2 separate regions of the Homo sapiens genome follow, and region 2 is linked to region 1. Evidence: chromatin loops called from intact Hi-C (ENCODE). Cell type or tissue: heart right ventricle. All regions are shown on one strand. Each heading gives the region's core, and the rest is flanking DNA. Links, peaks and the distances in the headings are about the cores only.

Region 1 (7,789 bases), core at 1,906-6,905:
TGATTTTTGTTTTATAATAATTTGTATTCATTTATTTTCCACCCCTCTTTTTCCAGTTCAGTGTGGCTAGTGGCTGGAGCTCATCCTGACAGCTCAGAGCACGCACCAGGCAGGAACCAGCCCTGCAAAGGAAGGCACCCCATTGCAGGGCATGCTCACACCTGCACCCACATTCACTCACACTGGAACGTTGTAGCTATGGCAGTTCACGTAACACACACAGCTTTGGGATGTGGGAGGAAGCCAGAGGACTGGTAAAACACTCAGGCAGACATGGGGAGAGTGTGCGAATTCCCACGCAGACAGTGGCTCTGTGGGGGAGTCTATTTTTTTTCCCCAACCTTATGTCAAAACAATGTGGAACAAACCAATGTTCTTGGAGGCCCTGCTGCAGAGGGAAGTAGGCAAGCTCCTTGAAAAACTCCCCCCAAAATTGTACTGCTATACACTCACTAGAATGACTAATATGAAAAATACTGACAACACCAAGTGTTGGGAAAGATGTGGAAGAACTGAAATTCTCGTACCCCACTGGTGGGAGTGTAAAATGGTACAATCACTTTAGAAAACTGTGGGGAGGGGGGCGGTTTAGAAAAAGTTGAGCATACACATTCCACAACTCAGCCATTGCATTACTGAATATGGGCTCAAAAGAAACAAACAACAAAAAAAAGACCATAAAATTACTTGTGCAATTTATTCGTAACAACTTTATTTGCAATGACGAGAACCCCAAACATTTATCAGCAGATGAATGGATAAACAAATAGCAGTCTAGCTATACAGTAGAGTACTACTCAGCAATATAAAGGATCAAGCCAGCTGGGCATGGTGGCTCATGCTGTAATCCCAGCACTTTGAGAGGCCAAGGCAGGCAGATCACTTTAGGTCGGGAGTTTGAGACCAACCTGACCAACATGGTGAAACCCTGTCTCTACTAAAAATACAAAAATTAGCTGGGCATGGTGGTGCACACCTGTAGTCCCAGCTACTCAGGAGGCTGAGGCAAGAGAATCGCTTGAACCTGGGAGGCAGAGGTTGCAGTGAGCTGAAATTGCGCCACTGAACTCCAACCTGGGCGACAAAGTGAGACTCTGTCTCAAAAAAAAAAAAAAAAAAAAAAAAAAAAGGAATCAAACTGCGGACGCACACAATAGTATCTAATATTGGTGAATCTCAGAAATATTGAGTGAAAGAAGCCAAGTAAAAAAGAATACATAAGAGGAATGATTTCATTTACATAAAATGCAAACTAATTTATAGTGACAGATTAACTGGGTTTGGGACCAGATGAGCTCTAAATGGGAATAAGACATCTTTGGTGGTGATGGAAATGTTTTTTCTTTGTTGTGTTTTAATAGGCAGGATCTCATTTTGTTGTCCATGCTGGAGTGCAGGAGCACGATCATAGCTCACTGCAGCCTCGAAATCCTTGGGCTCAAATGATCCTCCTGCCTCAGTCTCCTGAGTAGCTAGGACTATAGGTGCGCACCACCACACCCAGCCAATGTTTTAAATTTTTTGTAGAGATGGGATCTCGCTTTATTACCTGGGCTGGTCTCGAATTCCTGGCCTCAAGTGATCCTTCTGCCTCAGCCTCCCAAAATGCTGGGATTGCAGGTGTGAGGCACTACACCCAGCTGACGGAAATGTGCTGCATCTTGATAGTCATGGTGGTTTCCTGGGTGTAACCAATTGTCACCACTGATCAGTGATACACTTGAAATAGATGCAGTTTATTGTTCTTAACTTATTCCTCAATGAAGTTGATAACTTAAAGAGAAAAGGAAAAATAGGGGTCCTTAGCAGTGTCAAGGGACCTGGCTGGGGGCACTGGACGTGCCAATGAGGAGAGTCTTGATGATTCTGAGGGCTGCCTGGGTAGAATTTCAGTGGGCAGAAAAGTCAGCATTCCACGCACTCTATTCTTCCTTTCCTCCTTCCCCTCCTCTTTCTTCTTTTTTTCCCTGCTTTGCCTCCTTCTTAAATTCTTCTTTTCTAATTTATAAGACAGCTAGAATAGGAGGGAGATACTGAGGGCTCTGGAGATTTTTATTGTCCCCTTGGGAAGAGGCTACGGGCAGAACTGGAGGAAAAGGTTCGTCGTACTCAGGGGAGAATTTCCAGTCTAGCTGTGGACACTGACCTTTGCATGTCTTTCGTCCCTCCTCCCATACTGGAAAATGAAAGGATTGTTGTGTTTATCATAACACATTTTTGGTCATTTTAGTTTAGTTTGTAATTAGACTATAATTACCTAACCCGGTTGCTTAATAATAAAGACTTCTCACCCCAGGCAGCATGGTGCAAAGGGAATTGTGCCCTCCACCCCAGGGTGGTGATCATCCCAGGTCCCTTTGGCCTTTATATTAACCTACGGTTTGAATCTTGGTCTGACCATTGAGCTGCTGTGTGACCTCAGACAAACCGCTAAACCCTTGTGAGCCTGGTTTATAATACTTGTAATGATCAAATGAGACAGTATGTGAAAATAAACAGAGTGGCTGTCACATGAAAGGTGCCCAGTAAGTATGTGCTGTATCTGAGTCCCTGACAGATACTCAGTACCCGCGAGAGCACGGTACTGTGCCAAGCAAACTAGAAATGCACACACATAGGAAAGAATAGTCTCGGGTGAGTGAATGCATTAAAAAGGTCCATGCGGTGCATTCTCAGATCCCAAAATAGTGCCCAGGACTGAGATGAGAGGTAGGGGCCCAGGAGTTTACTGAAGACAGGACCTTTTCATTGTTTTCCGTGAGAGGGTAAAACTTCACCTGCAGTGTGACAGCGGCCACATCCAAAGACTCAGAGGAGCCAGCATGAGGAGGAGGAGCTGAAAGCGGAGGGAGGTGGTTGGTGCCACTGTGTGTGTGTGTGTGTGTGTGTGTGCGCGTGTGTGTGTTTAGCCAGGAGGGAGCTGTTGGGAAATGCCACCTAAGGAATGTTTTCAAGTGCAATTCTAGCACTTCATGATGTGAAGAATAAATACGATCTCCTTTGTAGTCCCTTGAGACGGGAGGTCGCACAGTCTGGGTGGCTCTGGAGTGGCTGATTTTGGTCCTGGGCTGTTGCTCAGGCTGTGGGGAGGAGCGGTCCCAGGCAGGAATCTGAGGAAGGAGCTACAGGGACTGTGGCCCTTGGCCAGGCAGGACGGAGAGCCTGCTGTGGATTTTCTCAGCGGTTAGAGTCTCTGTTGTCTAAGCTGGGAAAACTGACCATCACTGAGGGAGAAACACTGGTGGAACACTGACAGCTTCCTCAGAAGAAACACATGTGTGCTGCGCCCAGCCTGACATCCATGCCCCAGCCTGAGCACCCATGGTCTCACTTGGTGTCACACAACATACTTCTCCTCTGTCTTCAATGTCAAACCTTTCCCATGGCGAAAATGGGCGGGGGTGGGGCAGGGGGGATATAAGCTACATTTTTCTTAGTGTGGTCAGAGTAGCATATTCTTTTTTTTTGTTGTTTGAAACGGAGTGTTGCTCTGTTACCCAGGCTGGAGTGCAATGGTGTGATCTCAGCTCACTGCAACCTCCACCTCCTGGGTTCAAGTGATTCTCCTGCTTCAGCCTCCGGAGTAGCTGGGATTACAGGCATGTGCCACCATGCCCTGCTAATTTTGTGTTTTTAGTAGAGACAGGGTTTCACCATATTGGTCACGATGGTCTCGAACTCCCAACCTCAGGTGATCTGCTTGCCTCGGCCTCCCACAGTGCTGGGATTACAGGCGTGAGCCACCATGCCTGGCCCAGAGTAGCATATTCTTGATTTGAATTTGTAGACTGGAAAGTTCAGTGTAGTCTGATGATGATGATGATAACGATGATGACAGTATCAAGCACTTGTACAGCACTTACTACTCTTTAAGCACTTTTCCAAACATGTAACATACAGTAATTCATCTCATCATTTAATCCTTACAGCATCCTTGAGGTGAGGTCTTATTGTCATTGCTCCTATTTATAGGTGAGGAAAACTGAGGCATGGAGAAAATGATTCATTTCTAAGTGGTGCAGAAGGATTTGAACCCAAGTCATCTGACTCTAGAGTCCCTCTCGTAGGCATGTGGCTACACTGCTTCTTACCATGTGTGGTATGTATTGGGTGACTCCTTTCTGGCAGGAACAAGCCCATTAGGTTTTTTTTAGGCATCTGTTTCAAAGGGTTCTTCTATATTTGTAAGCCAAACCTTTTTCTTCTGTTTCTCTCCTTCTTGCATCATTATACGATCCATAGTCCTCAGGACACACGGCCCCAGCCTCATCACAAGCAGTACATGCGACAATTTGTCCACCTGCTGTTCTGTCCCTGCCCAGGGCTGAGCACAACAGCCCACAGAGAATGCTTCTGCTGAGAGGTAGATTCTAAGGTGTGGACCCAGGATCTCTTAGGTAGTATTTTGAGACATATTTGGACAAAAGCTACTGAGGCAGTGTAGAAAATAGATACTGCTTGTCTTGAAAGCTAGGTCAAGGCAAATGTTTGTTTGTCTTTTAAAAATTATGGCAGTTAGCTGAAATTGTATTTCAACTGCTAGGAAACTAGAATGGCCAGATCTTAGAAACTGGTGGAGAGGCAGTCAGTTAATAAAAATTTCCCCGGAAGGAGTGATGGGGGAAGGAGAGAGGAGAGGGTGGGAGGAAGGAAAGGGAGGGAGCTGGCCCTTCCAGAGCAGTCATTTCCGGATTCTGTGGCCTTTCAGTGAACACAGAGGTCTTTCGAGGCCTCTCAGAGCTCTGGCTGCCTTCTCCAGTCTTTGGCTGTGGGAGGCAGCATGGGAGGAGCCTGAACTGGCCTGACAGGGGCTGTCCTTTGCCCGCAGGGCACCCGTTCACCCCCAGCTGCAGCTCATGCCATATGTTGGCAGGGCCTGTGTTTCTGTGTCTTCTTTCCCAGCTGGCCTGGGAGCTCCTGGAAGGCAGGGCCTCTGCCACCTTCTGCTCTGCATCTCAGCACTTGAGTAGAGTCTGGCATAGACTCTACTTAGATTAGAGCATGGGCTCAGTACATACTTATCAAATTCAGTTGGCATCAAGAAGCCTGGATTCAAACATTTGCTTGGTGATCGTAGGCAGTGACTTGTAATGAACTAGAATATCAGTATTTTTGAACTGTAAAACCTCTACTACATTGGATTAAATACGGGACCATGTAAAGAGGCCACATAGAGGAGGCCTTCAATCAGGGTTTCCTTCTTTTTTTTTTGGCGGTCGAGCGTAAGCAGTGTCAGATCCCCATACAGAAACCACATCCACCAGGGAGTTCCTCATTGATCCTCACCCATCCTATTAGCCAGGGACTGAAACTTCAAAAAAGAATGGATTCCCTTTTTAGAATATTGCAAAAGATCATGTCTGTTGTGGTTAAAGAATTGCCTTAAATAACATATCATTTTCACTTGAATATCCTGCAACAGGGGAACACTCGTGTTCATCCTTTCTTTCAGCATGTCCAATATACGTACAAGTTACATGGGAGGAGGCTGTATAAAGGTAGTGGTGAAACATCAGCTTGGAGGCAGCCTGGTTTTTAATAAGATGTACACAGAACTTTTATGAAGACAGACATATTCTGGGACAGAAAGCAATTTTCAAATTTAAAAAGATTCAAGCCATACAAAGTGTGTTCTTTGATTACAGTGGAATTACATTAGAAATAAGTAACAGAAAGATTATCTGGAAAATCTCCAAATCCTTAGAAACTAAATGACACATTTCTAACCCACAGTCCAAAGAAGAAATTAAAAGGGAAATTAGAAGCTATTTTAAACTGAATGAAAATAAAAGCCCATCATATCAAAATGTGTGAGATGCCACTAAAGCAATGCTTAGTGCTGCTGGGGGTGGGGGAACATATAGCAGTAAATGTCTGCATCAGGAAAGGTCTCAAAGCAATGGCCTGAGCTTCCACCTTAGGAACCAGGAAAAGAAGAGCAAATTAAACCCAAAGCAAGGTGGAGAAAGGAAATAATAAAGATAAAAGCAGAAATCAGTGAAATAGAAAACAGAAAAACATGCTGGGCACAGTGTAATTACACGCCTGTAATCCCAGCACTTTGGGAGGCCAAGGCGGGTGGATCACTTGGGGTCAGGAGTTTAAGACCAGCCTGGCCAACATGGTGAAACCCCGTCTCTACAAAAAATATAAAAAATTAGCTGGGCGTGGTGGTGCATGCCTGTAATCCCAGCTACTCGGGAGGCTGAGGGAGGAGAATCACTTGAACCTGGGAGGTGAAGGTTGCAGTGAGCCGAGATTGTGCCACTGCACTCCAGCCTGGGTGACAGAGTGAGACTCCATCTCAAAAAAAGAAGATAAAAAAAAGAAAACCAATAAAGAAAATCAGTGAAACAAAAGCCGATTCTTTGAAAAGGTCAATACAATTGATAAACTTGTAGCCATAATGATAAATGGAAATAAGGAGAGAAGACACATTACTAACATTAGGAATGAGAGAGGTGACATCACTACAGATTCTATAGATATTATGCACAAGCTTGTGCCAGTAAATCCAACAACTTAGTTGAAATAGGCCTGATATTGTTACCAGTGGAGAATGTCCAGGTTCTTCGCGTTTTGAACAAAGAATTGGACAAAACACACAAAGCAATGAAAGAATGAAGCAATGAAAGCACAGATTTGCTGAAACGAAGGTACGCCCCACAGACTGGGAGTGGGCTGGAGCAAGTGGCTCAAGAGTGCTGGTTACAGAAACCTCTAGGGGTTTCCCATTGGTTACTTGGTTAGACCCTATGTAAATGAAGTAGTGGCCTGCAACCAGTCTGATTGGTTGCAGAAGGTGACCAATCAGAGGCTGAAGTGAATTTTCAAAGTTACACCCCTGTGCAGATGAAGGCTAGGCCTGTGACCAGTCTGATTGTTTGCGGGAGAGGACCTATCAGAAGTACTTTCCATTTTTCATCTGCAATGCAGAAAGTGAGGAGGGTTGGAAAGAGAACAGCCTCTGATCCTTTTGTTACCTGAGTGTGGAAAGTTAGGGTTTTCCTTTTGATTCACTTCTAGTCAGTCTGTGCAAACCAGCCTTAGTTTCCCTGCCTCCAGACCCTATTCTCCTGCCTTAACATTGTAATATAATAAGAAATACATATTTGCTCTCTGCTCCAGGTCCTTGGCACAGAACTCCTAAAACTCTTACAATTTCCTGAGCAATCAGTTGCTATGTACATCTTTTGTTATAATATTTCATCTTTGACCGCAGTTCTTGACCCAGATCTCCTAATCTGTTGGAATTTCCTGGGTGATAGGAGTGTCTTTTGTTCTAATGAGGCATGTCTTGGTGGGCACCTAAGTGGGTGCTGGTCACCAGAAAGACCAAGCCACAGTTAGAAACTTGGAACTTTCAGCCCTACCCCCATCCTCCAAAAAGAGGAAGGGGGCTGGACATAGGGTTAATAATTGATCATGCCTATATGATAAAGCCCACATAAAAATCCCTGAAGAACTGTGGGGTTCAGAGAGCTTCTGGGTTGCTGAGCATATGTATGTGCTGGGAGAGGGGCCCAGAGAGGGCACGAGAGCTCCATGCTCCTTCCCTCAAGCCCTGACCTGTGTGTCTCTTCATCTGCTGTTCATCTGTATCCTTTATCACATCCTTTATTAATGTAATAAGTAAATATAAGTGTTTCCCTGAGTTCTGGGAGTTGCTCTAGCAAATTATTGTACCCTCAGAGAGGGTCATGAGAACCTCAATTCATAGCTGGTCAGCCAGAAGTATAGGTTGACAACCTGGAACCTAGAATTGGCATCTGAAGCTGGAGTCAGGCTT
Region 2 (7,789 bases), core at 1,570-6,569, 62 kb before region 1:
AATCTCTCTATTCATTATATGGCATTGACATTCAGAACTAATGGTTAAAGTCACTCTAGATGGGAAATATTAGATTCCTTCCCTAGGCCAGGGAGACTAGACAGCTTTTTAGAAGATCTCTGTAACCCCCAGCATTGGTGCTTTTATGACAAGGTGAAGCTCTTTTGTAAAGCTGTGTTTTTGTGTGTGTGTGTTAATGCACCAGACCATTCCTGGCCTACTGTGCAAGGCCCTGTGGTGCAGGTGGGGAGGCGGGTAGAGATAGAGAGCGAGGTACAGCTGAGTGCAGATCCCCAGCTCTGAGCATCACTGGGTGTGTGACTTACTCAATTCATCATTTAGCTATTGAGAGCTGATGTTAGGCATATTCTTTCTTTTCTTATGAAGCCTTGGTTTATTGTGGGCCTCAGAATAGAAGCTTCTTGGCCTGAAAATGAAGTTCTTTGGAAGTGCCATCTGACACTTCTCCTGGTGGGCAGAGTTGCTGAAACTGGAAGCAGGGGGTTTGAGGGGTGCTGTAACTGATGTGGGGAGACCGACTGGGGACAAAGAATGAGGATAGTAACAGGAGATGACTCCTCCTCCCCAGGAGGCCAGATGCATCCAGAGGCCTCACATGGCTGGATGTAGGTTACAAGGTCGCTCTCACAGTCAAGGTGTGAGCAAGGCCTTGGTCTTCCCATCAGCCATGCTGCCTTATAAGCCACTCAGTCAACTCCCCATCCACCTCCAAACTGCTGCTTGCCTGGCCTCCCTCTTCATTGATGATGTGATGAGCCACCCAAATAGACCTGGAGTTTTTTTTGTGTTTTGAAATAATTTTAATTTACAGATTTGCAAAGAAAGCACAGAGTTTTCCCCATGTACCCTTCACCCAGCTTCCTCCAATGTTGACATTTTCCTGTGCATTTCTCGACACTAAGAAATCAGCAATGGTACAAGGTAGCTAATGACAATCTTTATTGAGATCTCCCCATTTTTTCCACGAATGCCCTGTCTCTTCTAGCATGTCTTCTAGGAAACCACATTGCATGAGTGGAGTTGGTTTTCAGCTCCTCTCATTTTCTCCCACACTTGGCACCACCTAATCTGGTCTCTTATCCTTACCCTTTTTTTTTTCCATCCCTATGGTGAGTGCCCGGGCCCAGCCTTTTCCACTCATGTGGAGCCTTTGGCACCCTCTCCTGGACTCCCTTCCCCAGATTCTCCCACCTTGCTGTATACATGCTGCTCGGAGAGGCCACTGTAAAAATGACTCTTCTCAGGGGGCTCAGATCTCTCCCTGAATGAAGTCTGAGCTCACTACAGCCCTCCTTTGTAACTTTCCAACTTGGTCTTGCACTACTTTCCAATTTCAGCCTTCTTCTGCAGACAGGTGGGTCTCTTGGCAGACAGATGAGTCTCTTTAACTCTGTTTAATACCTGAGGATGCCTGGTTCTCACTGTGTTTTCCTAACGTGCTTTATCTTGTTCAGTCTTCAGAATAATGCCGATGCCAGCCAGCGCTAGGAATGGAGGCCCGCAGAGGCTTATGGAACTGGCCCATGGTCACTCAGCCAGGACATGGGAGCCCAAGACTGCAGACCTGAGGCTCCTAAGCACCCCAATCTCTCATCTCAACTTCAGGATAGCCTCGTGAGTTCTGCTCACGCCATTCCCAGGATCCCCCATCCTCAAAGCTTCCTCTGTCTTAGTCCTGCCCATCCTTCAAAGCCCAACTTGAACCCCGTCTCCATGAGGTCTTTTGTTTTAGGCTGAAATCAATTTGCTTATTTGGCACCTCTCCCTCCCCCCCACCCCCGAGATTTGTTAAGGTATTATTGAAAAATAATAATTATATATACTTGCAGTGTACAGACATGATGCTTTGATAGGTGCATACGTTGTGAAATGATTAAATCAAGCTAATTAGCATATTCATCACCTCACATACTTACCATTTTCTAAATTGTGAGAACACTTACTAACTTACCCATACTTCTTGGTATTTATAAATCAATTACAAAGAAATGCTATGAGTCTCCCTCTGTCGCCCAGGCTGGAGTGCAGTGGTGCGATCTCGGCTCACTGCAAGCTCTGCCTCCTGGGTTCACACCATTCTCCTGCCTCAGCCTCCTGAGTAGCTGGGACTACCGGTGCCCCCCACCACTCCCAGGTAATCTGTATTTTTAGTAGAGATGGGGTTTCACCGTGTTAGCCAGGATGGTCTCGATCTCCTGACCTTGTGATCCGCCCACCTTGGCCTCCCAAAGTGCTGGGATTACAGGCGTGAGCCACCACGCCTGGCCGTGTGTGCATTTTTATCTTCTCAATTCGACTGTAAGCTCCTAGAGGGTAGGAACATTGGCTTATAATATATTCTGTCCTCTGGAAGGCCTGGCAGATATTCAGTGTTCAACGGTGTGTTTTAAATAAATATAATTTCCTGGAATATCATTTAATAATAAGTAGTGAAAGCTGGGCGCAGTGGCTCACGCCTGTAATCCCAGCACTTTGGGAGGTGGAGGTGGACGGATCACAAGGTCAGGAGTTCGAGACCAGCCTGGCCAATACGGTGAAACGCCATCTCTACTGAAAATACACAAAAAATTAGCTGGTCATGGTGTCGCACGCCTGTAATCCCAGCTACTCAGGAAGCTGAGACAGGAGAATTGCTTGAACCCGGGAGGCGGAGGTTGCGGTGAGCTGAGATCATGCCACTGCACTGCAGCCTGGGCGACCGAGGGAGATTCTGTCTCAAAAAAAAAAAAAAAAGTAGTGAAGAGGATGTTTCTTTTTTGCTCTCATATTTGAAACATATGATCAATTGGCTTGAACATTGTTTATGATACCACTATGACATTTAATCCGTGTTGACCAAATAATAAAACCAGAAACAACAATAACAGTAGTAGCTCACATAGTGCTTATTATGTGCTGGGCTGTTCTAAGGCTTGCCCATGTTAACTCCTTTCATCCTCTTAATAAACCTGTGAGGTGGATGCTATTTCTGGTCCCATTGTAGCGATGGAACCAGGCAGGAAGAAGTCCAGTAACTTGCTGAGAGCCGTGGAGAAGGTGGTGGAGTTGGAAGGGGCCCCCACTCTGAGCTGGGTCTCTTGGATCTGCTTCAGTGGGATCTCTTAGCAGAGGTCACACATGGACCCAGTGCTTCCCTCTTTTTCTGTGTAAAATCACAGTGGTCATTTACTAAGGATGCAGAGCTCTGATATGTTGAATATGTTTTTGGGAAAGTGAATCTGTTAATATTGTGAGTCCTTATAAATATTTAACTCTCTGCTCTTTATGACTAGTTAGTAATTTCCTTTGTAAAATATTACTTCAACAATAAAAGTGAACTCTTGAGCATGGGGCTGGTGAGGGCATTTCCAAATGCAAGGAAGTTACTTTGACATCTCCCTGGTGGTGCCCAGGTACAGACGGTGGGTAATTACCAGAACTGTTGCTTTGTATGATTTCCCTAGTCAAAGGCTTAATCATTTGACAGTATCTAACCCAGTGTTATTGGATAACATAACCCATGGCTCTTGACTGTGCTAGGTATGAGGCTGGTGTTTTCTCAGCAGAACCAGTTAAAATAAAACCTAGATGTCATATCCCAATCTGGCCTGTTTGGGAAAATGCAGTTTGAACCACAAGCGCAATCTACCCGTGGTGTTTTATAACACTGTTTGCTTGGCCAGTCTTCTTCAGCAGGCCCTGAATATCTTGTACTTCTCTCCCTGGTAACAGGATCTCTAAACCGGCCACACCTGTCATAAGTGACTCTACTAAAGGGGAATTCAGAATTCCACTGGGGATACTTAGAACAGTGAGCTGATGTGATCTTGTGTTATTTTCCCTTTCTTGGGGGTTATCCCTTGATTAATTACCTGTCTGTTGGAGAGAGAGTGTTCTTATAATTGGGGTGAACAGGAGGGCTCTAGTGGGCACCCCGGGGTGAGGGAGTGTGGGGCATTGCAGTAGAACCTAGGCAGCGCTTGGAGCCAGCCCTACTGGCTATCTGGGCAGGCCAGCCCTGGAAGGATTCCCATCTTCTCAACGGGAGTGCCCGTGGCTTCCATGAGTTACCAAGCTGGGAATTGCTTCTAACAATCGAGTTGGAGGCGGGGTGCCCGTGGTACAATCTGTGTCTGGCTTCCTTGGCAACTACCTCTTGTCTTGTTTCCTGCTTCCAGTCAATGCCTTTAGGATTAGGCTGAACTTTCCCCTTCATTGTATGTCTCAGCGTCAAAGAGAGGACAGAGAAGGAACATCTTGTTGCTGTCTTACTTGAAATACCAGATAAGTTCAGGGTTCAATAAAGGTGAGACCTTCCTTAGCTTATTTGAAGGAACTGCTGTTAGTCTAATTCATGATCTGTGTCTTTCTACTGCTATTTTGGTGGATTTGTGGATTGGCGTCCCTGGTCCAGAAGAGTTTTATTATCATCCTCAAATAGTCCACATTCAAACAAATCCCTTTTGGATCACAGAAGTGAGATTTTTTTCCTTTAAGCTGTTATAATGAGTGAGGCCCAGGTAAGGGCAGTGTCCTGCCGTGGCTGCAGGTGTCTGGGTTTGCAGAGGGCCTGAAGGAGTGGCTTCAAACAGGACAATCCTGTTCATCGTGTGGGAGACCCTGTGGGCAAGGAGATGGGTTTTATACGGATGAGGCCACTCAAGGAAGAGGGAGGAGAGATCACGAGGAAGGGCTAGTTATTTAGGGCCGGTCCCACCCTCCAGTGATCCGGCCTCCCCCTGTGTGTCTCTCCCTACCTTCTGGCTGCCTGTGTCCTAACTCCACGTCCTGTTTGCTGCCTTCCCCATACCAGAAATCCTAATATCCACGGCTCAGCCTGGCCCTGGTTCCTGAGAGATGTCTTGCTGTGTAGCTCTGTGGTGGATGTTGTAGACAGTGAACGGCTCTCTGGGCACAATTCAGCCAGTCTCTGTTGTCAGTGGAAGCAGCACAGATCTTCCCTGCACCGTGTGGCCATTTGAAAACAGGGGTGCACTTGACAACTCCAAAAAAACTAAGGTAGACTGTCTTTACCTGTTGTTTCTGTGAAAGGATCTGGGGAGAAGAGAGGGAAAAAATGAAGTCATAGTTTCAGAGCCATATATGGGCCTCACTTAATGGAGTGAGTGTTGGGGCCAGATTTATATTGGGAAGGAAACTATCTTGGTAGATAAGAAGTGAAAATTCTTGCTGGTGTGACCAAAAGGCTGGGACCTGTCTGTTGACAGCAGAGAAGGCAAGCGAAGGGTCATGTGTAGCACGTTCTCAGGCCTGGCCTTGGGGCCTGTGGAGCTTCCATGCAGATCCGGTGGTCACAGATAGCCTTACTGTTCCTTTCCCCCCTCAGTCCCTCTCTGTCTCTCTCTCCCCGGTAGGGTTCAACATACACATATCTGTGGGTGCAAATACATGAGCAGCTCTGAGTCAGTCTTCTTTCCCTCATTGTTGTCCCCAAAGTCCCACAGTCTTTTGTCCTTCTCGGAGACCAGTTGGATTCAGCACCCTGTGAGGCCTGGGGTTCAACTCAGGACAGCTGTCGGGGAGGCAGGGAGTGGGACCTGGGCCGCTTTCTCTGAGCCAGTCCGGACTGCAGCAGAACCCCAGTGACTGTCCCAACAAGAGGCCGGGACAGACTCATCTCCTGAGGCCCCGTCGTCAGGCAAGAAAGATGGGCTTCCCTGTGGCATGTGTGTTTTCCCTCATCACTGTGTGGTTAGCCCCAGCGGGGATATAAATATTGTCCAGATGCTCACTGGTTAATGTTTTACCTCGCACAAGAATGTGCTGTTCCCAGGCAGCTGTGTGTCATAGTTACAGTCTCCTAGAGGGCTTGTGCGTGTGTCTCCTGGAGCCGCGGCTGGCCCTCACCCCCCATGCAGCCTCCGCGAGGCCTTTTGTGCAGAGCCTTGCCCTTGTGTGTGCCCTCCTACTCCATCTGTATCTTGTCGTCAGTTGCTGGCGCCACCTCAGCAGGGTTTACTGTGACCTTTCTTGGGCCCATCTGGGAACAGTGGTAGTAGGTCTGGACCTAGGGGTCCAGTGGGTCTTTCCCACAACCTAGCCTGTGTAAGAGGCTGGAGGAAACCCTGAATGCAGGCAGAGAAGTCTGTCACAGAGGCCCCTGGGGACAGTGGACGCTGGCTCTGTGGGCCGACCAAGGAGCGAGACCAGCTGGAGCATGTCAGGGGATGGTGGGTGTGATTGGAGAGGAGGGCGGTCACAGCAGGTGAGGTTGTGTCCCTCTCCTAATATGCAGGGCCAGCCTTTGAAGTTCATTTCTTCAGTTCAGGTAAAGTCAATACGATTGATTTCTAGACCTATAGACCTATGTGAAGTATCTCAACCAAAGAGATGTTTATCTCCAACCTAAGCATAGCTCTATTTTATTTCTCCTTTTGTTTTTTGGAATCATTAAAGATAAAACTACTCCCAGCCATTACAACTGTCATGATGACATAAAATACTGCATCAGAAATAGTAACCAGGGTCTTTATACTGTTGTTTATTTCATTACTTGGAATGAAAATGACAATCTAAGGTGAAGAGATGGACTTGGTTTGTCTGAAATAGGGAAACATCTAGGTGTAGATTTTCAGATCTCACAGGGGACAAATTTCTTCATCTGCAGAGGAGGAAATAAACAGGATCTGTGTAGCTCTTGGATGACCAGCTCAATACATGGATGCTGGAGGTGAAGGGAGCTCTCTAGGGAAAGTTTGATGGCTGCATTTTTTTGCTTTCTATACTCTCCCTGTCACTACGAATATGGAAGTGTTTTTCGAAGCCTGTTCTACTTCCTAAAACACCTTATAATGCTTTTCCTTTTAGGAGGAAGGGAGGCCTGGAACCAACCTGGGAAGGCACTGGGGAGACCCAGGGAGGAAGGAGACTGTGGTCGCCAAGCATGGTGGCTCATACCTGTAGTCCCAGCACTTTGGGAGGCCAAGCTAGGGGCGCTGCTTGAGCCCAGGAGTTCAGTACCAGCTGGGACAACATAGCAAGACCCTATCTCTATACAAAATAAAAATTTGCCAGGTGTGGTGGTGCTAGCTACTCAGGAGGCTGAGGCAGGAGGTTTGCTGGAATACAAGGGTTCAAGGCTGCGATGAGCTATAATTGCACCACTGCACTCCAGCCTGGGCAGCAGAGTGAGACACCAACAGAAAGAAAGAGAGAAAGAGAGAGAGAGAGAAAGAAAGGAGGGAGGGAGGGAGGGAGGGTCGGCCATGAAGACTTTATCTATATAGCGAGGGTAACAGACAGCCCAGGTGTAGAGAGTCCAGATAAGTGTCTCGATTTTTCCACGTTGGCCTATGTTTTTAAATGGAAACGAACTCTGCAGACCTGCCCTTCATTAGAATCTGAATCCCCAAACATCTTTCTCATGTTTAATCTCTGCCATTGGTTCATGGGCTGTTAAAAAAAAAAAGGGGATAATATCCATGAAGGCTCTCTTACACAGGTGACATAAATAACTTTTTTTTCCAAATACAGCTGTGACAAAACTGAGCAATTATATCCATGCATAGAATGAGTGAGAAAGACAGGAGTTTGAGTCCCAACTCTGCCACATTACTGACTGTGTGATCTTAGGCAAGTTACTTAGACTCTGTTTTTTGGTTTTTCTCATTTGTAAGGTGTGTTTTGGGGAAACAGATAACAAAAGGGATGTTGTAAGAATTAACTGAGATGGGCCAGGCACGGTGGCTCCGGCCTATAATTCCAGCTGTTTGGGAGGCCGAGGGGGATAGATCACCTGAGGTCAGGAGTTTGAGACCAGCCTGGCCAA

What was found. A loop is a pair of places that touch in the nucleus more often than their neighbours do. Peaks named below come from ENCODE experiments on the same cell type or tissue, not always from the same donor. Only the 100,000 strongest peaks of a DNase experiment are listed, where the experiment ranks them.
Region 2: it touches region 1 in a loop (2.5-fold over the local background); 3 of 110 quality-filtered maps call a loop at or near these places.

The regions. Positions count from the first base shown.
Region 1 is chr6:150,233,748-150,241,536 of GRCh38, forward strand. The region is part of intron 3 of PPP1R14C (protein phosphatase 1 regulatory inhibitor subunit 14C); the gene reads left to right. Among named protein-coding and RNA genes, the nearest start is that of PPP1R14C, 95 kb to the left of the region's middle. In heart right ventricle, for the core only: no CTCF peak of the experiment used is centred there; a DNase peak (open chromatin) is centred at 4,867; H3K27ac peaks cover 1,697 bases.
Region 2 is chr6:150,172,228-150,180,016 of GRCh38, forward strand. All of the region lies in intron 1 of PPP1R14C (protein phosphatase 1 regulatory inhibitor subunit 14C), which reads left to right. Among named protein-coding and RNA genes, the nearest start is that of PPP1R14C, 33 kb to the left of the region's middle. RefSeq lists an enhancer at 3,320-6,238. In heart right ventricle, for the core only: no CTCF peak of the experiment used is centred there; DNase peaks (open chromatin) are centred at 4,057, 4,814 and 5,873; H3K27ac peaks cover 3,788 bases.